Linked DNA regions of Mus musculus: all the other regions are linked to region 3. Evidence: chromatin loops called from intact Hi-C (ENCODE). Cell type or tissue: heart. All regions are shown on one strand.

Region 1 (8,000 bases), 170 kb after region 3:
ATTTTTTTTTTTTTTGAGACAGGGTTTCTCTGTGTAGCTCTGGCTGTTCTGGAACTCACTTTGTAGACCAGGCTGGCCTCGAACTCAGAAATCTGTCTCCCCAGTGCTGGGATTAAAGGCATGAGCCACCACGCCCAGCGCACTTTACCTTTTTTTAAGGTTCCACATTCTTGGTCATTCTAGGTCTTGAGTGTACACCTGGTCTTCCCCTGTCAATGAAGTTGCCAGAAACAGTGAGTATTACCAAGGGTGCATTATCACTAGAGGACATATACTCAGGAGCGCAGCAAAGACCATAATATTTCCTGGGTAGAAATAGGTTGAGACAGTGTAGATAGCATCCTGAAAGCTCAATCAAGGCCTACTGTACATTATTTTTTTTCAAAACAATTTAGAAATATGAACATGGCTTACAGTATGGGAAGTCAATCAAATCAAGTTCCGCATCTGTGGGCCACTATTTTTGTTTTCTTGGTTAGGACCAAACCCAGCAAACAATCCTAATATGAACATTGCGATTTCAGGCCTTCAGCTTTTAACTTCCATACATAAAACCAAATCATAATAATAACCTGCAGAAAGAAAAGTCCCACTCACAAAAACATTAGTAACTAGATGAACATGACCTTTTAAGCCTAAGCACATCAAGTGCGAGTGTTCTGAATAACCAGGCGAGGGAGGGTGTAGGCATAACCAGCAGCCAGGAATGTATTTTGGTCAGGGCTAATTCCTTTCAGTGAAACTACAATCAATGCTGGAGAAAAGAAACTGCCAGTGGCAGTGTGTTCATGATGCACTTTCAAGCCTCGGGTGGAACTAACCTAGCACTAGTAATGAGTTTCCTCTCCTACATGAATTAATAAACTGCAAAGAAGTTGAGAAACCCTTAGAGCAAAGTAATGTTCAAAAACACTAATTCATTGTCAATAGTGGATACATATTAATCATTTAAAAGATATTAGACATTTCATTAAACTCATCAAGATCACATATACACAAGTCTTGTCTCCGTGGTTTTCTAACAACATCATCCTTCTCAGGGGAGGTCTGGACATGTCTTGAGACCCTTTTGAATGTGATCAGGGGAGGTCTGGACATGTCTTGAGACCCATTTTAGTGTGATCATTTGGGGGAAGGTGCTATTGAGAGGTCAGAAATGCCCTTTAATAGCTACAGGGCTCAGGAAGATGCACACAATGGAGAATAATTAAGTCCTGGAGCTGAGGTGGCTCCATGGTCAAAGGCTCTTCCAGAGGACCTGAGTGAGTTCCAGTCTCAGTGCCATGGCAGGCTGCTCCTACCTGCCTGTGACTCGAGCTCCAGGTGACCCAGCAGCCTCTTTCTACTTTAGTGGACTCATGCAGAAGCCTACACACATACCCATAGTTAAAACTAAAATTATTATCTCCTATTATAATTACTCCCTTCTGCCTGGCATTATCAGGACCTGGATATTGTTGGGATTCAGGAGTCACCCCACAAACCACATGAACACCAACCTCAGTCAAACAGGGATGGTTTATTAAACAACACACCGTAGGACTGACTGACACAGCTCAGACTTTGGGAACTATGACCCCAAACATTTCTCAGGGCCAGCTTATAAAGGCTAAAACAACTAAAACCACAATGAGCTCATATGCCAATGTTGGAAGTCACATAACAGTTCTTTAATTTGATAGGTCCTACTGGTGAAGCTTATAGTTGTGGAATTTCTTAAGATTAACAAACGTCATAACCTCGGAACATAACAAGGTATGTGGTCAGCATGACCCTGCTTTGAGTCAAGTTATTTTTCTGTGTTAATGACTGGTACCCATATTACTGCAACAATATGAAATAGCTGGCAGGCATGGAACAAAATGTCTACAGCTATGTTACGGCAGGAGACCTCAACAGACATAACTTACAGGAAAGGACTAGAGAGGGATGTGAGAAAAACCATCTTCTAATTCACTCCATTTTCCATGTTCACAGCAAGGCACACACTTACACACCATCCAGCTAGAATTAACCCTGAACTGCTTGAAAATGTTAAAAATCTAACCTCTGGACAGGTTGAGATCCACAGAAATAAACAGAAGTATAGAGACCTGCCTTATCAAAAAAAGACGACCTCAAACAGGCCACACTAGACTCTGAGATAGTTGACACTGGTTGCAACTCTCTCTCCGTTTCTGCATAACTTCAGCATGCTTAAAGTTTCAAAAAGAAAAGCTTTGTTGTGCATACTAGTCATGCTCACAGTTCTTCGGGCACACACATGCCAACCAAACTTTTGGATAGCAAAGGGGAGATTGGCAGACTTACAGTCCAGAAAGCAGGAGAAAAAGCAACCGTGGTTTTCAGAAGAGATTATTCAAACTAAGGTGTACACATTCAAATTATTTCTCAAGCTTTTTCAGGAAAAGACAAACGAGGTGGAGTTATACTTACAAGTTTCCAGCAGCTTCAGTCCAGTAGCCAGCCCTTAATGCCTGCTGTCATCCGGATCCCAGGCACTATTTTGAAGTTCCTGGTCTCTCGATCTGGAGTAGGGCACAAAAGAAAAAAAAAAAAAAGATGTTAAGAACTTGAGAAGTGGAGACGGGTCAGACTTGTGTTCCCGACACTACTGTGCTACCAATGCCCACCCTGGAGGGTGGCGTTATCCGTCCCCCCCCCCCCCAATCCGGATGAGTTCCAGCGTCTTCAGCCTCGGTGTCTAGAAATGCAGTCGCCCCATCTCCAAACCGGATCCAATCCCCAGGGGTTAGTTAGTGACCCTGTACTGACGAGAGCGCCCTGGGAAGCCGGTTCCTGGGGGAAGCTCGAGTAGCCCCTCCGTTATACTCTCGGACCTACATCTTTCGGGTCTCCCCGGACCAAGGTACCTCAAGACAGTGCGTGTAAAGGCCAAAGGGGTAGTCCTTGTCCCCACAGACAGGCCCTGCGACCCCGCGGCCGCGGTCACACACAGTCGCCCATCCTTACCGAATTCAACCTCCGCGCGGGCTCCCGGCACGAGGCTGCCAGCCTATGAGGAGCTTGCTTACGCCCCCTTACCTCACGCCGCAGCCTCGCGAGACCTTGACTCCTGACCCGCCCTCTGTCTTGGGCCCAGAAACCGGAAGTCCCGCCCTCCGGTAGCTCCGGTTCCGGCTCAATCCGGCTCTGGCTCGCTCCGGCTCCGGCTCCGGCTTTCGACCGCAGCTCTACAGGGAGACCGCTGAGGAGACCCTGAGAACAGCCACAAGTGACTTGCCCAGGCCTTTGATCTCGAACAGCGGCATGCGATCACCCTTGCGCCTAAGACCACAGGCCGATTTTCGCGCTCCGCCCATGTCACCAGCCCGCCTCCATCCGTCGCTTAGACCACGCCTTTTCCTCCGGGCTGTACCACTAGCTCCTTCTTATGGGTGATGCCGTTACCATGGTGCCGAAGCCTGGCTGGGTCACGTCACGTCACGTCCCCTCTTTCGTTAGACTTTCTTATTGGCCTATCAGAGCTTGGCTTGAGAGCAAGCTATGAGCCCGCCTCTCAAAGAGACCTCTTTTCCCCTGCAAGCATATTTTACTGCTTTAAGTCTAAGACACCTCAGAGGTTCCCTAATCACCTACCGTGGCCTTCACCTTGGCCGCCCCTCTCTCGCCAGATCGAGTGTCTCTCTTGAAAAAGGATACCCCAAAGTCCCTCTTGAAAACAGTCCAAATTCTAGATGCTAAATAAATAAATAAATAAAAAGTAAAGTAATGACACTTTTATTTTTTCGTGTTTCTGCCAGTGGTAATTTATGAGCAGAAACCGATGGGAAACAAAACTGCTTGCCCAGTGGTGGGGTTCAGTGGTGGAACTGAAACCTCGCAATTCCTTTTCGTGCCTTTTTTTTTTTTTTTTTTTTTTTTTTGGTTTTTCGAGACAGGGTCTCTCTGTGTAGCCCTGGCTATCCTGGAACTCACTTTGTAGACCAGGCTGGGCCTCGAACTCAGAAATCTGCCTGCCTCTGCCTCCCAAGTGCTGGGATTAAAGGTGTGCGCCACCATGCCCGGCTTTTTCGTGCCCTTTTAATGAGACCTGGGGAGCCAACCCAGTGTTTCTTCCAGCCTCTCACTCAGCAGGCTTTAAATTTTAGACAGGTACGTGGAGGAAGCACACTGCCCTTCTAGTTCTTATGACTTTTTCTAGGCACCAGCTCTCCCTCATACTATGAAGCTCTCTAGACTGCACCACACTTTCATCTCTGCTTTGAAGCCCTCCACCCCTACCCCATACTCCGACATTACTCTTATAATTTGGCTCCCACAGAGACAATGCTAACCCAAAAAACTCTGAATGGGCACACAGGGAGGAAAAAAACCGTTCCATTCGCTCTTTGTTCCTACATTCAAAATCTGTGACTATATTCTGAAAGTACAAGAAGCCTGAAAGAATCTTGAAGTTCTTTGCTTCAAGGACAAGATAAATAAATAAAAAAAGATGTGATAAGAGACTGGATAGGTGGAACCAGTGCTTGGTAAGAGCTGGTGTGTTGATCCAATCGGCAGGAGTAGCTGGGAGCATGAAACCACTGGCCATTTCCATAGTAGTTACTACAGCCCTCACACAATCAAATTCTCAACAAATATTCACTGACAATATCGCCTTTTCATTTGTGTGGAGGGTTACAAGTTTCCCCTCCATCACACAAAGATTAGTTCCATGTGTCAGCAGTCACGATTTTGTGATCACTTTAAAATATGAGTTTCCCTCTCCTCCACTTTCCACCCTTGTGTGGCTTGAAGACAGTGTGTGTATGCACAGGGTAACAATCCTGACCTTAGACGAGCACAGAGTAAAGAACAGGTTTTTGGTGTGTGTGTGTGTGTGTGTGTGTGTTTTGAGACAGGGTTTCTCTGTGTAGCCAGGCTTCAAATTCAGCTATTCACCTGCCTCTGCAGTCCAAGTGCTAGAACTACAGGTGTCTGCCCCCACCTCCAGTTTTTTTTTTATAACTCTAAATATTTTTTTTAAGATTTATGTTACGGGTGGTTGTGAGCCACCATGTGGTTGCTGGGATTTGAACTTCGGACCTTTGGAAGAGCAGTCATGTGCTCTTACCCCCTGAGCCATCTCACCAGCCCCTCACCTCCAGTTTTAAAGAATAGGTTTTAACAAAGCATTTTTATTAAGTTCACCCTGGCCCTGAGACCCCTCATTTATTTCTCAAAATGCCATCCATGTTTTTTGTTTGTTGGTTTGTTAGTTTCTGCCTCACCCTATAAACATGACTGTTTTGAATTTGATAGCATTATTTATCCTTCATCTTTCAGAAATGACTCGAAGCAGCCTACTAAAATGTACACAACATTCTACAAGAGAAGTATTTTAAAGATTTGGACATGGGGATAAATGAGGCGAATAAATAGGCATCCAATTGCAAATCATCAGATTCAAAACAGTACTTGAAGGTGGGAAGTAGATGCGGCTCTACGTTTCTAAAAGGGCTACAGAACAGAAGAAATGAAACTTATTTTAAGGTTTTAGAGTATTCATAAAAGCCGATCAAGATATGGGTTTCATAAAGCATACTTCCAAACACTTGTCCTGAGGGAAACTTGTGATTCCTTGCTGGGGACAAAGAGCTAATCAGACTCCCTGACAGGCAAACAGGTAAGAGTTTGGGGCTATGACTAGGCAATAGATGGTGAGTTTCCAAGATGGCTGGCTTCTTCCTCATCCTCCTGACCAGAGACTAATGACAGGCAGTTTAAAACAAAGGCCCAAGGTGGATCTCTCAGTTCGAGGCCAACCTGGTCTACAAAGTGAGCTCCAGAACAGCCAAGACTACACAGATAGACCCTGTCTGAAAAAAAAAAAAAGCCTGTTGGGCGTTTTTTCTCTTACTAGTAGGGACCCCCTTCCTGTCCAACAAGTCCAAGGCCAAAACGGAACCTGTTTCCCCCAGACATGTGGAGCTCTCAGCCTCCCTTCCCTTTGTTCAAACTGATCAACCTTAAACTGGGGGCAAGACCCATCTCAAAAGACCTTTAAAATGCCCAGCCCTCATTGAGGGCTGGACTTTACCTTCTTGGCTCTCCCCCTCTACTTTGTAGAGGGTCTTTTTCTCTGTGTCCTTTGTGCTCTGTATGTGTGTGTGTGTGTGTGTGTGTGTGTGTGTGTGTATGTGTTTCCTCACCCCAACTAAAAGTCTTTTCTTTACTGCTGATTTTGTCTGCTACTGTCTGCTGTGTCTGAGATTTCTCCCAATGTTACCTGATGCCCTGGAGATTTTCCCTGCCTTTTCACTTCTTAACTGGCTGAGAAAACAAACCCATTCAAGACCTCTAGACTGTAACCCATGAGGATGATGTGAGGTAAGTGGGAAGAAAGTGTCAATCCACTGACCCCTTTCATGTAAACCATTGCTACATTGACAATAAGTGAAATTTAGGAACTGCCTAAACTTTCCACTTCAACTGAGCTCCTGGGTCCTCTGGCGCCTTTAGAGTACTTTTAGGAAAAGCTGGTCTGATCAGCTGCATCTGCTTCCTTAAAGTTCCAGGTTAGTCAATGCCATTTTGAAAGAGTGATTCCATTTTGCTAGGGCATGGCTCTTTGGGCTTCATGTAGATTCTAAATCCAAAACAATGTCCTTCTATAATCCTTGCATAGCACACCTGAGCAACAGTGGAAACAGATGCACCTGCAGGACAGACGGGCAGTTAAGTCTTGCTTTTAATAGATGAAATTCATGATAACATCTCCATGCCCAAGGTGAGACACAGCTCATTGAATAAGTTGTCCTTTAAATTCCTGTCTTAAAGCCGAACATGGTGGCATACACCTTGAATCCCAGCACTTGGGTGGCCAGCCTAGTCTACATAGTAAGTTCGAGGATAGCCAGGGCTACATAGAGACCTCGCTTTAAAAAAACAAAACAAACAAACAAAAATCCTGCCTTAGAAAAGTTGGCAGAATTTCATTTACTTAATGGTTTCTCTGAATTAATTTTTATTCACAAGCAGTAGTGATTAACTTTCTCTGACTAACAAAAAATGTTAACCTGTGAAAAATAAAAGACAAAGGTCATCGTGATTACAGCTATTGATTAACTTACAAAATTTGATGAACTTTTAAATATGCTTGTGTATGACTTCCTTACCTTAAAATGAGCCTAGGATCACACTTCAGGCAGGCCCTGTGCCCAGGAGTAATTGACCAACATGAAATGGATTCCATGCTTTTTGGTTTTGTTTGGCTTCACGTTGTTTTCTTTCTTTCTTTCTTTCTTTCTTTCTTTCTTTCTTTCTTTCTTTCTTTCTTTCTTTCTTCCTGCTTTTTGTTTGTTTGTTTTAAATTTCATTTTCTGGTTTTTTTGGAGAGAGAGAGAGAGAGAGAGAGAGAGAGAGAGAGAGAGAAAAGAATCTTGGAGGACTTGGGCAAGAAGAGAATATGATAAAAATATTGTATAATTTCTGTAGATGTTTCTGGAAAGCTAGGCTTGTTCAGATTTTAGGGCACAAAGAGTTGAGATTCTCTTGAGTGTACACTGGAACACATATGAGCATTTGAATGTGGAAATGGAGTGAGTATAAATATCAGGAACAATGGGAGAGAGGAAGGGGCTTTTAAGACAGTTGGTCTCCAGTGTGCACACACTAATGCAAATAATCATGGGCTTTTGAATCGCTGGTATGTGTATGCTCATGGCTCCGATAACCAGGAAATTACTTTTTCACATTACCAATGTTAGTTAAAAGACAAATGAACTTATGTTAGTAGTAATTGCAGGACTGACACACATACAAACTGACAGGGATGGTAGCAGCATGCACAGGGCCTGCACAGGTTGAAGCCAGTTTATTTTAATAGAGCCTCACTGGATATACAAACCACACTTAAGGGAGGCCCCAGGCCTGGCTATACGTGGGTAACACAGAACAAAAATAGAGATTTGGGGAGATCTTTTTGTCTCTTAATGGTTTGTCTAGGCATGTGTGTATGTGATATATATATATGTGTGTGTGTGTGTGTGTGTGTG
Region 2 (8,000 bases), 82 kb before region 3:
GTGCTGATTCCTCATGGGTCTCCTGGGAGCTTTGGCTACAATTCATCTTTATCTTATCTGCTCCTTTTAGCTGCTGATCAAATAATAAAACAAAGCTTTTTCAGATGAGGAGATGAAGACTTGCAGGAATGACTTGGGAACTTCCTGTGACAACTGAATTGATCTCATCACGACCTCAATGACTATAGACCTAGGAATCTCATTCTGGTTCTAAAACTCAGCCTTTCCGTCACGCTGGAATACCTTTAGGTCTAGACCCAACTATAGTCAACTCAGCATAGCCAAAGGTAGTTCCAGAGCCATGAAGAAATTAATCTGTTCTACTGTATGGGCATTTACCCCATCTCATTTCTTTGGCAAACATTTAGACATTGCATGACATGACCAGACTCTCTGGAACCCAGCAGATGATGAATAGTGGAATGGTGGAAATCAGCTGCAAAACCCAATCCATAAGAGTGCTACTTCTTAGTACTGGTCACACAGAATCACCTGAAGAGCTTACAAAAACACCACCTGAACCAAGTGCAGACCAAAGCAATCACAATTTACAGGAACTGAACTAGAAAGTCTTTTGAAATCCCTTGCTGCTTCCTCCCTCCCTCCATCCCTCCCTCCCTTCCTTCTTCCCTCCCTCCCTCCCCTCCTTCCCTCCCTCCATTCCTTCCTTCCTTCCTTCCTTCCTTCCTTCCTTCCTTCCTTCCTCTCTCCCTCCTTCTCTCCCCTCTCAGGTTTTGAAATATGATCTTACTTTCTAGCTCTGCTGGAATCCACTATGACGCCCAAATTGGCATCTAACTCATGGTGCTCCTCTTTGTCTCAACCTCCCAAGTGTTAGGATGGCAGTCAAGAACCACATCTAATTGATCCTGACTTTTGCTTTCTCGCCCTGGGAACACAGCCACTGTGCTGTGAGGAAGCATAAGCCACACGAAGTACCAATGACTCTACCCTATCTGATGCCATGGCTAACGGCCAGTATGAAAACCAGAGTAATGAATGAGTTAGCCTTTGATAATTCAAGTCTCGAGTTACCTCAGCTAATTCCACAGTAGATCAAAGACAAGATATCTTCATTAATTTTCCTATTTTAAGGAACTGAAAGATGCCTTCACAGCACTAGATAGCTAGAATGATTGTATCCTGGTTTTAGATATGGAAATGAAGACAGCGAGATCAGACGTTTAGGCTACATAGGGTAAGCAGACAGTAAGAAGCAGAAACAATTCTGGGTCGAAAATCTGGACTATATCATTAGAATGAATCTCCTGTTCAGCCAGTAACTGAAAGCAAGGGTCTATAAAACCAAAACTCTCTAGAACTCTGAAAATAACCCAATTCCTTGTGTCTTCAAGCCCAGAGCAACACAAGAGCAAGAAGGGAACAAAGATCTGCTCTTACTACCACCTCTTTAATTTGTTTGTTTCATATTTTAAAACAGGGTATTACTTTGTATTCTTTGCTATCCAAGAACTTTCTAAGTAGATGAGGCTAGCCTTGAACTCAGAGAGATACGCTTGCCTCTGCCTCTGGATGCTGGGTTTAAAGGCATGTGCCAGCATCCTCTTTGTATAAGCTGAGGAAAGCCTAGAGAAATATGACCTGCACATATTTCTTTGTCCATATAATTATGATAACATTTCGTTTTAAAACCTATTTTATTTTGTACTTAATTTCTCCAGCAATGATGATCCATTTCATCAGTCACCTTTGAAATAATGGATTTGAAAGGCTCATTTATAAAGTGAAAGTACTGCATTGAGGCCAGTGAGATAGCTCAGCCAGTCCAAGTCAGAAGGAGAGAACCAGCTCCTGAAAGTTGTTCTCTGACCTCCACATGCACATTGTGGCATGTGTGTACACATGCACACACATTAGATAAACATAATTTTAAAAGTTAAGAAGTACTACATTCCACGTGCTTTTAAATTTTCTCCTTTGAGGTTATGTTATGTTGTATACCCTTGCGTTTAAAGATTATGCACCTTGAAATTATTAAAAACAGAATTATTGAATCAGAAGAACTTTTTAATTTGATTTTTATTAATTAAAACACCCACTTAAATGTGAATCATTTAATTCAAATAATTGCATTGTTTTCTTTTAATTTTCTACTTATCATGAGGGAGGGAGACACAAATACCATGCAGGTCAGTGGGCAATGTAGAGTAAGTTCTCACCTTCCATTATGGAATAAGGGATGGAAATCAGGTGATCAAAGTTACACCTCAAGTGCCTTTATTTGGCAAGTCATTTCACTGAACCTTATTTGTTTATTGTAGATATACTTGTTCCTAATTTGGTATCCAAGACCCTAATTTGGTCTTGGTGTTCCCATCTATCTGGTTTCTCTTCTTAGTCTTTGCTTGCTTCTCTTTTCTTGAATGTTCCAAGGCTCAGTCCCATCTCTCTTTTCCTGTCTCTCTCCACAACATCACTCTAACTCAACTTCAAATTCTACATACATAACTATCTTCAGCTATATCCCCACATGCATTCCTCTTCAACTTCTAGGTTTTACAATCTAATCATGTACTCAACAGACGTATGTGATGACCGTCTCAAACTCACCATCTTAAAGTCTTCTCCCTGAAACATTGGCTCTACCAACAGCCTTCCCCATCTCAGAGAATATCAATAATTACCTTTCAGTTACTGAGGGAAACAACTTGATACTTTCTCAAGTTCACCCTATTCATGAAGAAACTTTGAGAACTTTACTTTGAAAATGTCCAGGTGCTTACTACTCCATTTGTATTGCCATGATCCAAGCACCTTGCCCCTTGCTAGGAAAACTGTAATAGTGCCCCTCTTCAGTATGTCTCCTTGCCTAAAGTTATCCCTTCCCCATACTACCTAGCAGCCAGGATGGACTTTTGGCAGCCAAAGCAAGATCTTGTTGTGTTCTCAGCTCAAAAATTCTCCAGTGGTTCTCCTTTTCCTCCCACACTCAGTGTCCCTTATCACGTTCCACACTTTTTTATATTTCCATGGCTAGTACCACATTTTTAAAAGAGTTGTATAAAACATTTAATTTATTGATCTTTTGGGGAAATTTGACACGCCATCACTGTATCCCAATGGAGTCATTAATCTTGTAGCTTGGATGACATTAGCTCCTTCGTTTTTATGGTGCTGTTGAGGAATCAGCTCTCTGCAGAAGCTCAAGAGAATGGCCTTTGGAGAAATATGCAAGTTCCATCTAGATATTTTCAAAAGCTCTGTTCACTCTTTTCTCCTTTTCATTGTTCACAGTGTTTATCTTCACAAGATTAGTGCTAACATGTTTGGTCTTGGTTTTTATTTTGTTTTGTTTTGTTTTTATTTTTTACCTTGAAGCTTTTTTGTCTGGCTGTATGAAATACATTCCTGGACTTCTGCCCTCTTAATTTGCTCTATGCCATTGGCTCGTGTATCCCATGTGGCTACTGAAGCTCTGGGTATGCAATCCAAAGGTACAGTCAGTATCACTTTTCAACATGGTATATGGTTTCTATATTGCATCTTTTGTTTGTTATCATCTTGAAAAAAAGCTCCACAAGGGCACGTTCTTCCCTCCTATATCCCAAGAGTCTATGCCACTTGCTTCATATTACATAAATGAAAGAAAGTAGTATTACTCTTTAGCCTGAATGCTCCTTAACCTACGTGGAAAGATACTAGGACAATAAGTGACAATTATCCCTCATTGTCAACCTCGCCATAATCTAGAATTACCTGGAAGGGCCTCTAAGCATATCTGTGGGGGATTATCTTTATTATGTTAGTTGAGATAGCAAGACTCAGCAACTGTAGGTGGCACTGTTCCCTAGGCAGGAGATCCTGGGCTATATAGGAGTAAAGAAAAAAGACTTGAGCAATAACGTGTGTGTGTGTGTGTGTGTGTGTGTGTGTGTGTGTACATTCATTGTTCTCTCCTGACTGTGCATGTAACAGGATCAGCTGCTTTAAGTTCCTGCTGCATTGACTTCCCCAGTGTGGTGGACTGTACCATGAGCTGTAAGCTAAAAATAAAAGCCCTTTCTTCCTTAACTTCCCCAGCCTATTTTATCAGAACAACAGAAAAGCAACTAAGACAGATACCATAACTCTATGCACACACACCTAACTCCACCCTCATGAATAGGTTATTGACTGCTGAGCCCCTAGGATCTTTATATAAGAGTAGCTAGCATCTGTCCAGAATCTGTCAGTCTCCTTATTTCTGTTTGTGAATACCTGCAAGTTGTCAACAGGAAAGTCTCAAATGCAAATAATTTTCATTGAAAATGTTTGTGGTAAATGAACTCACATGATATGTACTCACTGATAAGTGGATATTAGTCAAGAAACTTAGAATACCCAAGATACAAGATACAATCTACAAACACATAAAACTCAAGAAGAACGAAGACCAAAATGTAGACACTTTGCCCCTTCTTAGAATTAGGAACAAAACCATGGAAGGAGTTACAGAGACAAAGTTTGGAGATGAGACAAAAGGACGGACCATCTAGAGACTGCCATACCCAGGGATCCATCCCATAATCAGCCTCCAAACACTGACACCATTGCACACACTAGCAAGATTTTGCTGAAAGAACCCTGATATAGCTGTCTCTTGTGAGACTATGCCAGGGCCTAGCAAACACAGAAGTGGATGCTCACAGTCAGCTATTGGATGGATCACAGGGCCCCCAATGGAAGAGCTAGAAAAAGTACCCAAGGAGCTAAAGGGGTCTGCAACCCTATAGGTGGAACAACAAATATGAACTAGCCAGTACCCCCCCCCCCGGAGCTCGTGTCTCTAGCTGCATATGTATCAGAAGATGGCCTAGTCGGCCATCAGTGGAAAGAGAGGCCCATTGGTCTTGCAAACTTTATATGCCTTAGTACAGGGGAACGCCAGGACCAAGAAGTGAGAGTGGGGGGGGGGAGGGGAGTGGGGGGAGGGTATGGGGAAATTTTGGGGTAGCATTGGAAATGTAAATGAAGAAAATACCTAAAGAAAAGAAAAGGAAAGGAAAGGAAAGGAAAGGAAAGGAAAGGAAAGGAAAGGAAAGAAAAGAAAAGAAAAGAAAAGAAAAGAAAAGAAAAGAAAAGAATTCCACCTCACACCAGTCAGAATGGCTAGGATCAAAAATTCAGGTGACAGCAGATGCTGGCAAGGATGTGGAGAAAGAGGAACACTCCTCCATTGCTGGTGGGATTGCAAGCTGGTACAACTACTCTGGAAATCAGTCTGGAGGTTCCTCAGAAAACTGGACATAGTACTACTGGTAGGTCCAGCAATACCTCTCCTGGGCATATACCCAGAAGATGTCCCAACTGGTAATAAAGACACATGCTCCACTATGTTCATAGCAGCCCTACTTACAATATCCAGAAGTCCCTCAACAGAGGAATGGATACAGAAAATGTGGTACATTTACACAATGGAGTACTACTCAGCTATTAAAAACCATGAATTTATGAAATTCTTGGGCAAATGGATGTATCTGGAGGATATCATCCCAAGTGACGTGACCCAAACACAAAAGAAGTCACTTGATATGCACTCACTGATAAGTTGATAGTAGCTCAGAAACCTAGAATACCCACGATACAACTTCCAAAACACAAGAAAATCAAGAAAGAAGACCAAAGCATGGATACTTCATTCCTCCTAAGAATAGGGAACAAAATACCCATGAAAGGAGTTGTAGAGACAAAGTTTGGAGCTAAGACGAAAGGATGGACCATCCAGAGACTGCCCCACCCAGGGGTCCATCCCATAATCAGCCACCAAGCGCAGACACTATTGCATATGCTAGCAAGATTTTGCCTGAAAGGACCCTGATATAGCTGTTTCCTGTGAGGCTTTGCCAGTACCTGGCAAATACAGAAGCTCACAGTCATCTATAGAATGTAACACAGGGCCCCCAATGTAGGAGCTAGAGAAAGTACCCAAGAGCTGAAGGGGTCTGCAACCCTATAGGTGGAACAACATTATGAACTAACCATTACTCCCAGAGCTCGTGTCTCTAGCTGCATATGTAGCAGAAGATGGCCTAGTCAGCCATCATTGGGAAGAGAGGCCCCTTGGTCTAGCAAACTTTGTATGCCCCAGTACAGGGGAATGCCAGGGCCAAGAAGTGGGAGTGAGTGGGTAGGGGAGCAGGGCAGGGGGAGGGTATAGGGGTCTTTTGGGATAGCATTTGAAATGTAAATGAAGAAAATATCTAATGAAAAAAATTTTTAAAGTAAAAAAAGAAAGAAAGAAATTGTGGTGTCCTGTTCCCTTTCTCATGTCCTTCCTTTGAGCCTCTAAACCAACGGTTCTCAATCTTCTTAATGCTGCAACCCTTTAATACAGTTTCTCATGTTGTGGGAACCCCCAACCATAACATTATTTTGCTGCCACTTCATATCTTTAATTTTACTACTGTTAGGAACCATAATGTAAATATCTGATATGAAGGATATCTAATGTATGACCCCCAAAGGAGTTACAACCCATACATTGAGAACCACTGCTGTAGACTGAGAGGCAAGCCAGAGGAGTGGCTAGATTCATCTAATCCATTCCCTCATTAAGTATTATGATATCACTCCCAGAAGATGTCAAACACCTTACTTTTCATGGTGGATAGATCATGTAGACCAAATATCAACTAAACCAAAGCAGGCATAAATGACACTGCAGACCAGTTGGATGCAACAGACATATAAAGAACATTCTATCCAACAACAGTAGAACAAGGATGCTCCTCAACTTCCAGTGTGGATACATTCTGATGTTCCCACTAAACCTGCAAATGCCACACAAACCACAAATGTATTTAACACATGTAACACCAGACATCTAATTTACCCTAGCCTGCCATAAGTTTTCTCAGAACATCTTAACCTACCACTGAGCAAATTCATCTAACACTAAACCTATTTTATAAAAATAGATAGACTGTTTCTTGTAGCTTACTGAATATTACTGAGTGAAAAAAACAATAATTGTATGGGAGTGCTTTATCTAAATGTTTGTATATGTATATGTCTGTGGTACACATGCATGCATGGGGACATACATGAAGGGTACATATGCATGGGTATGCAAATGCATATGGAGTCTTAATGCTGACATCAGGTGTCTTCCTCAATCGTGTGCCACCTTATATACTGAGGGTCTTCTATAGTGAGGGCCTTCAACTGAACCTCAGACATGTCATTTTAGCTCCTCTGACTAGCCAGGTTTCCTGGCTTCAGTTCTCATGAGATGGGATTACAGAAGGACCATGCCCACATGGTTCTTATGTGAGTTCTAGAGATCTGAACCCCAGTACTCACATTTGCATGGTGTGGTAGTTTGGATGAGAAAGGCCCCTATATGCTCATACATTTGAATGCTTTGTCCCCAGTTGGTAGAACTGTTTGGGAGGGATTAGGAGGTGTGGCTTTGGAAGAGGTATATCACTGGGAGCATGCTTAGAGGTTTCAAATGACTCTTGTGATTCTCAGTGGCTTTCTCCCTCTAGTTTATGGTTGTGAATTAAAATGTGAGCTCTCGCCAGTTCCTTTGCTCTGTCATCGTGGACTCTAATTCTTTAAAACCATTACCCAAATTAATTGCTTTCTTTTATAAGTTTACTTGGTCATAAGTTTGATCACAGCAATAGAAAAATAATTAAGATACATGGAAAGCATTGTATAAGCTGATCCATCCATTCTCCCCATCCCTGCTTTATCAAAATTTTAAAATCATCATCATTTGATGAAAACATCAAAGTTGAACCATCATAAGTCAGAGCCATCTACACACATTTTTCTCAAGTGTACATAGAAAATTCGCCACAATAGATCACAGAATAGGTCATATACTTGTTTGGATGAGAATGTCCCTCATAAGCTCTGATGTTTGAATATTTACTACCTCGCTGGTGGCACCATTGGGGTAAGTTTAGAGTGTGTGGCCCTGCTGGAAGAAGAAACATGTCACTGCAGGTGGACTTTGAGTGAAACTCATAATGTTTCCAGCTCCTCCTGCC
Region 3 (8,000 bases):
ATGGACTCCAGGTGGTGACAAGCCAGATATTACAGGTACTGTCAAGGATACCCTTATCCCAGGAAGAGGATAACCTAATAATACTTTGTATAGAAAGAGCATCCGTTCTCCATTTTTCTCTAGCTCACTGTTGAGGCCTCTGGCAGTGATAGAACTATTTTTGAAAGGATCTAGTTTACAAACATTCATCATTTTATGTCTGCCCTCCCTCCGGGACAACATTTTTTTATCATGAGATATGCAAATTTATAAACTCTAAGCATCATTTTTTGCACATAACTTATATACTGATTTAATGCTGGATTCTATTATTGGTAATTTCTAAGTAATCTAAAGGCTGGCTAAAGGAACTCCGTATAAGTCAGTACTATAGAATGCATCTCTAACTAAATGGGTTTTAGCTACTTTAGGATTTGTCATTTAAAAATTGAAATAAAATATACTAATCTCTCTTGTTACATTCTACCTCAAGATTCTATCCATGGAAATCCACTATTGTTTCTGGAGGTTGCTTCCTAGAATCGAAGAAGGCTTCTTCAGCTTCTAGGCTTATTTCAGATATCATTTACTGCAACATTACTATAACCTCTCCTTACTTCTACTTGAATACCCCATATTTTCAATTTTTTAACTTTTTAAGTAAAAAGTATTCCAATATGTTGATAGTACACCCTGATATCCTTATTGACTTCATCATACGCATGTCCCATCAAACCATCCATGTGGTCACTTTTTAGTTATCTTTATAAATGTAATTTTACGTACAATGGTGTTTTGCCTACATGCATATCTGCACATCTCTTGTGTTCCTGGCTTCCAGAGAGGCCTAGAGCACACCCCAGAGTCTTCTGGAAAAGCAGCCAGTGTTCTTAACCAATGAGCTGCCTCTCCAGCCTCATGCGGGCATGTTTAAACACTGCACTGTTTTCCCCTTTTCATTTAGTCATATTTTGAGATGAAACAGACATAAAAATGTATGGGTATCACAAATTTAACAGGAAACTAAAATTATTTATTAAAACCTTAGATTTTATAGTATCCAAATTTTATTGCTAAAAAATAGCATCTCTATTTTACCATCGTGTCTTGTGTTTAGCATACATGACAGCAAAACAATTTTTGAAATTTAACAAACAATTACAAATTCTGGTTATTAATTTTTCACACATGATTTTGTATAGTTTTCCATAGTTGCATAAAGAAGGCAATATCACCTTGAAAACAAACACAAAGGAATAATAAGATTATATATTGACATGACAGATGAAAAAGGTAGTGGGTCAGAAGATTATATATATATATATATATATATATATATATATATATAACAAAGCCTACAATTTGAAAATGTGGAAATCAAAGTCAAACTACTTAATTACTAACAAAGATGGCAGCCGTGCTTCCTTTTGTCTTTCACAGTGAATGCACCATTAGCACTTTGAACTAAGACTGGGGAATAAACCATCTATAATCTACTGAAAAAGACCATCTGCTTCTATAAATTTTGTTCTCATATACTTGCCAAAGGAAGAGAACGTATTAACAAAATAATGGGCCCTGCTCTGTTAATTGTAGGTTGTTTGCAGTTTTGCTGTTGGTATTAGAATTTAATAAGCCATTCCTTCTGCTAAATTAATAAGCAGCCAAGATTATGTAATAGCTGCTTTCAGCTGCTAATTATTTTCCCATAATTCCTTCTCTACCCCCCAGCCCTCCCCACTTTCTCTCTCTCTCTTTTTGGCTAGGAACACAGAAATGAGACTGCCAATTTGCAAGTCTCCCATAATTTCCAGAGCTACTAACCAACATTAGTAACACATCCAATGAGTTTAAACTTGGGAGGTGGTGACTTAGGCACCCTGAGGACGTAGGTGTTTTGAACACAAAAAGGAAAGGCAGTGTTTAGAATTAGAAGGCCGTTTTTCATTGTGTAATATCATTGCTATCTTTGAACTGGCTAATGACATCTGTTTCTTGTGAGAAAGTACATTGGCATTTTAGAGGCATGTTTCAACAATAAACAGAGAAATTTGGGCCGGGGACCTAAAGACCTACCAAAAGCCAATTCTGCTTTCTATTGACCACTTTAATACTCCAGTATATTTCACTCACACACGTTTGTAGGAAACTTTCCAAGCAGCATAGTATTGCTGAAAAGGGGAAAGTATTCTAGTTTTATTTTTGCTAAACAAAAGCATATACAAAATGACCTCAAATTCCTAACGTATAAGATCCTATTACATTGGCACTCTAAGACATAAAAATGAACATTGATGTCTAATAAGGGGGTTCTTTACATTAAGTAAACACAGCTTCGCTAAAAGTGTAGCATCTTTTTTTTCTTACATTAGTTAATTTACAATTCCTGTTTAGTAATCTCTGCAAAGAAAGGCATGCCCAATGAATACTCTGTTCTGGCTTTTGTTGTAGGGACAGAGGTGACAGTAGTAATGAGTAGCATTTGACAGGGGAAATCCATGGCTGTCCAAGCAAGGTCACCTAATCCTGTGGATCTCCATTCCCCTTATCTATAAAAGATGAGTTGAACTCGATGATCCATCCATTCCACCATTCAAATAAAACACAGACATCCATCATACGCCCAGACTAAGTCAACATTTCAGCTTTTTAACAAGTCTATCATCATTTTATAATTTTATTAGACAACTCACATTTATCAGTAGTGTTAAAACCAGGCAGAGAACTAGGTTGTTAAACGAATAAAATCCAAGGTGCGCTAAACAGAAGCATGTGGGTAAAAGAGGAATTCGTTGTTCCGGGGCTTTAGGGTGAGGCTTTATAGATGTGACATTAGAGGAAGGACATGCCAAGGCGAGCGAGTCATCAGCCAAGGCTAAACTGGAACCCGGGATGGGGAAGGTGCGGGCGAGACCGTGAGAAGGAAGCGGGATCTAAAAGGACTAAGCGCTGTCTGGATTTTTTTTTTTTTTTTTTTTTTTTTTTTTTTTTTTTTGCAGCAGAGAGCGGACTACAACTCCTCCAGTCCGCCGCACTGCTGGGGGAAGCAAGCCCTGAAGAGAGGCTCTAGCAAAGCTTGTGGCGAGAAATGTCTAGGTTAGCTGGGGCTGGAAAGGAGGGGCCTCCCTGCAAACGCGGGCACGAGCACCGCGACAGCGCTGACTTGTTTTCCCCTGAGTTGCAGCACTCCTGTCCTTGGCTCCCACCATCATCGCCGACTGTCACACCTCCCCGCCCAACCCTCTGGAGACCCACGGAGTCACTGGCGCTCGGAATCAGCCCCTTTGCGGTGCGGACCATCCTTTAGCCTGCACCACGGGGTCAGCTAAGGGCGCCGCGGAGCCCCATCACCCTGCCACGGAAGGAGCCAGGACAGCCGCGCGCGCCGCGTCCCGGCAGCACAGCCCGAAGTACGCAAGCGCGCTGGCCACAGCCTAGGCCGCTTCCGGGTCACGTGGCCAGACTTCCGGCCCTCGCCACGCCTACCCTGCGGTTATTTGACCAATCGGCTTCTCGTTCTTGCCGGCAACAGCGCTCACTCTAGAGGCGGTTGGCGCCCCCTCGGCAGCTTGGCGCGCGGTCTCCGGTCCGCCTCTCCGCTCGCCGCAGCCCGGGCTCCTCCTCCGTCCAGCCTCCAGGGCGGGATCTGTCGGCTCGCCCTACCCTCGCAGCCTAAGCCTGCCCTCCACCAGACGGGTCCCCTCCCCGCGGCACCACGGCTTCCCTTCCACAGCACGGCGACGGGGGCTTCCCCTCAGCAGCTGCCGGCGCCTCAGTCTCCGCGGCCAGCCCAGCTCCGCCGCGTCCGCGGCCCGCCGCCGCCGTAAGTGCTGAAGGAGTCCGCTGAGCTGGCAGGGATGGAAAGAGGGAGTGATGGCTGGGACGCGCCCCCCGCCGCCCCGTGAGCGCCCCGACGACCCCACCCCGAGTCCTCCCGGGGCGCCGCGCCCCGAAACTCACTTCTGCCGGCGGTAGCGCTCCGCTCTCCACTCGGCAGCGCGCCGGTGATGCAGGGGAACCGGTCCTAGGTTCCGCGGGGACCCCGCGGCACCTGTGGTTCGCTGATCGCCTCAAGTTTGACGGGGCGTTTTGGGGAGGGGCTGGGGTGACGGCGACCGAGGACTTGGCGCCCCTGGCGGGCCAGCGGATGCCATTGTCTCTGCTCCACTCCTTGCCGGTCACCTCGCCCAGCTTTGGGTACTGATGGAGTGTAGTCCCGGGAGGAGGGGAGGCGTCCGAGACTGCGGGACCCCAGGGATGCTGGACCAGAGCCCACTCCAAGGCTGAGCTCATTGTTGGGTTTTTTGTTTTGTTTTGTTTTGTTTTTGTTTTAATACCAATCTGGAGAAATTGTTGTCCCGGGATTTGCGGCAAAAATCAAAGCGAGGGAAAAGGAATACTTGTGCCGCGGGTTTCGTCCCATGTTAGCACATCATTTGTTTTGAGGAAAATGCTTGGTTTCTTCGTCCTCCAAAGTGGTAGGGCGGATACTGGACCCCGCTACAGATAGCCTAGAGCACACCCCAGTCATTAGCAAACCATCTCTCCTGGTCAAGATTTAAGAAAACCGATCGGTCCCTTCCCCAAGTTCTGATAACGGTTTGCGTTCAATGTCCAGTTCTTTCGATGCCGTTCTTTTCGATGCCGCTGTCTTCAGGACTTACAAGGGTGGCACTTTGCTCTCAATGAATTATATAGTGTTGTGTGGGGTAATAGCCAATTTTAACTTTATTAAAGTTAAATGGCTACGCCATAAATATCCGGATGTTTTCTTGATGCCTTTTTGGGATATTGCGAGGTGGATTTCCTGTCTAGAGCCAATTTGATTTTATATTAGTTACGTAAATTCCTCCTCCGGGTGTTCAAATTTAAGGTTGTGTGGTGAATATTAAGAATCGCCCTTGGGTGGATCTTACTTGCACTGTCACTGTTAAAGGAACTTAAAAAGGTTAAAACAAAACACCTATCCAAATTTTACCTTCAAATTAGCTTTACAATACAGCTCGCTTTTACCAGTTGAATTATAAAATACATGCCTTAGAAAATATAGACTGACCAACAGACATGCAAATACTAAGTAAATCAATGCAAATTAGCTTCGGTATAAAACATACTCAAATCCAGCATAACATTCAAATGTGGTTTTTGTTTTAAAAGAAGTATTCTGTGCACTGTCCCAAAAATTTGTTGTTTTAAATTAAATATCTTGTGTCTCGATATGAGTAACTTTGAATAAAGCTTTTTAAGCGTGTATTCTCTTTTACATACATTAACTCAGTTCTTGAGTGCTTGTTTGTGTTGGATTTTATGAAATGCAAACATAAAAATCGGGCTTTTGTCTTTAAAATGTGTTGTTTGTGAGATCTTTTTGATTAATATTGTGATTTTGCTTAAAATATGCTAGCATAAATTGAAGGGAATGCTTTAAATGACAAGCAGTTTTTCTGCAAGAAATTCAGCCTGGAACTAGAATAGCCTCAGGGTGAAAAATAGTAGGTCTCCTCTTCCTAGACATGTAAATCAACATCCTAAATCAACTACCTGATGTCTGCATTTGCCTTTAATGCACATAGAGTGGTGGAGTGTGGAACAGGTAGAAAATTGTTTCTTGAAATTATCAGAGTTTTTGTTCTTCAAAATTTTCACTCCAGCTTACCACCTGTTCTGATTTCCACACACTCTTCCACACTTACCTACATATAGTAAGATCTTTCCAATAGAATTTCCTGCTATTATAACCTGCGTAGAAATGTTGATGGCTTATTGATCATGTGTCAGGGTGTTTACTGTACCCCCAAAGCAGCTCTGAAACATCATGTGATCTTGACTGTTGATCCTAGGTAATTGTATGTAATTTTGATTTTATTTATTTTAACAGATGCAGTTTATGTTGCTTTTTAGTCGCCAGGGAAAGCTTCGACTGCAGAAATGGTATGTCCCACTGTCAGACAAAGAAAAGAAGAAGATCACAAGAGAACTTGTTCAAACCGTTTTAGCACGGAAACCCAAGATGTGCAGCTTCCTTGAGTGGAGAGATCTGAAGATTGTTTATAAAAGGTATTTTTGTTTTTTTTTATCAGAAAGGTAAAATACTGTCAAATATTAGGGTTATTTCTAATGAGGAAATTGCAGACTTTTATGTCAATAAACAAAGATTAATAAATATTAAATGAAATAAATTTAAAGGAAAACTTTCCATTTAAAAATAAGTAACTGCTATTTTGATTGCTTGCCTTAGGCTGAAGCAATAGCAGCAGGGAATCATTTTTAAATTAATTATATAAAAAAGACAGACAATTATTCCTGCTTAATCACCATTTTAGAAAAATTTAGTAAATTCATTACTGGGGTAAATAGGGTATTTTAAATTTTTAAGTACTTCGCTAAATTCTTGCATGCATAGATAACAGTGTAATAATTCCTTGTTATAACAAATCTATAAAATAATTACTGATATTTGGTATTTCTTTTCTGACTTTTAGAATTAATCTTATTCATAAAGATCCTGGACACATAGACCATCTCAGTATACAGATGTTTAAATACTTTGTGTATATATAGAATGTCTTTCCTAGTAGCATTTATTAATTTAAAATAGACTTTTTGCTGTGAAGGAGTTATGTTTAGATATGATAATTTTACCAAGGATAGATTTTTTTTAAAGTGATGTTTCAAAATAACTTGTAAAAAAATAGCTTTTTTACACAGTTTTTTCTTTAATGCTACATATCTTTATTTTGTTGGTAACCAAAAGTTTTCTAAGCAGTTTAAAAGAAATATAATTTCTTCTTTTATAGGATTTTTTTGAGGGAACATTTCCTTATTTCTTCCCCATTTCTGGTCCCCTTTGAATAATTTACTGAATTCAACATAAAAGCATTTCTTCATATAAAACATGGTCTTGTATGGGGAGTACTCAGAGAACAGTATGCAATTCAGTGATGGTGGAGAGAAGTGTAATTTTCTATCACTATATTTCAAATATGGGTGTGTTTTATGGAAGAGGTGGCAGGGGAAAACAGAGATTAATAGGACATTGAGACCATTAGACTTCTTCTTTCATAGTAAATTTCATCAGCTTGGGTGATTTTTGTATCCAATGTTTGGTTTAGTATTTGTTGAGAAAGATCATACATAGCATTTGAGAACTGGAAGAATCCTTAAGAACACACTTACAATCTTTTTGCCCAGGGTTAGAATCTTGAATAAAGCAAATAGAAATAGAATTGCTTTTGTGGAATCAGAAAAAGGAACCTTGTACTCTGGCTCAGTTGGTCTCTGCTCTCTGCACAAGAGACAGGTACTGGATTTGAAAAAACAGTTTATTGTTCAAATTTCAATTTATAAAAGATGAGAATTTGTGAGTGGTGACTTGGCCCAAGGTCATATACTAGTGATGGGCTTTGGGCTACAATCTAAGTCTTAAATGTGGAGGCAATAGTTTTAAATAGGTGTGGAAAGACATAGAGATCAGATTTGCATTTTCTGCAAAGAGTGCAGTAAAACAATGGCTGAGGAGTGGGCTGAGACTGGCACCTGCAGGATCAGTAGGGGACTGCATGATGATTGGTTCCTGAGCTGAGAGGCCAGAAAGACCTCTGAGAGACCTGTTACCTAGGAAAGGAAGTGGAGTCACCATGTGGCCTTTTATTGTTCCCTTGTTCTCTGATGGGATGGGGTGGGAATAGACATGGAACTTGAGGGTGGAAGTTAGACATAGCATAGCAGATAATCAGCAGGTGGAAGGGATAAAGAAGCAGCCGAGTGTGTCAGGTCAGTAAAGTCATGGAGGCAGAGCGACTTGAGAGTAAGAACACTAATGCCAGGTTTACATGAAGGTCACTAAGACTGAGAGCTCTTGGAGTCTTACGGTGAGCGTTTCATGCATTGACTGTTGCCAGAACATTTTCAGTGGAGTAGAGACAGAACTTTTGATATAATGAGGCAAAGGTGGAGAGGTGGAGAAATCAAAATAGCATGTATAGAGAGTATATAGGAGAGCTTTGCCAAGGCCAGAAGAG

The links. Peaks named below come from ENCODE experiments on the same cell type or tissue, not always from the same donor. Only the 100,000 strongest peaks of a DNase experiment are listed, where the experiment ranks them.
Region 1: a loop joins it to region 3, with 3.0 times the contacts of the local background. A loop is called at or near these places in 3 of 42 quality-filtered maps.
Region 2: a loop joins it to region 3, with 3 times the contacts of the local background. A loop is called at or near these places in 12 of 42 quality-filtered maps.

Annotation. Positions count from the first base shown.
Region 1 is chrX:164,073,142-164,081,141 of GRCm38, forward strand. It overlaps Siah1b (siah E3 ubiquitin protein ligase 1B), which reads right to left and starts at 3,352. Exons shown (of 4, transcript NM_001308385.1): 1 at 3,046-3,352; 2 at 2,437-2,528; 3 at 149-209. In heart, no CTCF peak of the experiment used is centred here; DNase peaks (open chromatin) are centred at 3,070 and 3,380; H3K4me3 peaks cover 1,797 bases; H3K27ac peaks cover 1,193 bases.
Region 2 is chrX:163,823,829-163,831,828 of GRCm38, forward strand. It overlaps the pseudogene Gm20188. Among named protein-coding and RNA genes, the nearest start is that of Rnf138rt1, 66 kb to the left of the region's middle. In heart, a CTCF peak has its summit at 3,770 (motif pointing right); no DNase peak of the experiment used is centred here.
Region 3 is chrX:163,905,472-163,913,471 of GRCm38, forward strand. Ap1s2 (adaptor-related protein complex 1, sigma 2 subunit) reads left to right here and starts at 3,546. Exons shown (of 6, transcript NM_001290379.1): 1 at 3,546-3,802; 2 at 5,858-6,036. The coding sequence starts at 5,858. Gm52456 (predicted gene, 52456) reads right to left here and starts at 4,060. Exons shown (of 2, transcript NR_165469.1): 1 at 3,940-4,060; 2 at 2,639-3,827. In heart, CTCF peaks have their summits at 3,504, 4,120 and 7,517; a DNase peak (open chromatin) is centred at 3,620; H3K4me3 peaks cover 2,597 bases; H3K27ac peaks cover 1,594 bases; H3K27me3 peaks cover 395 bases.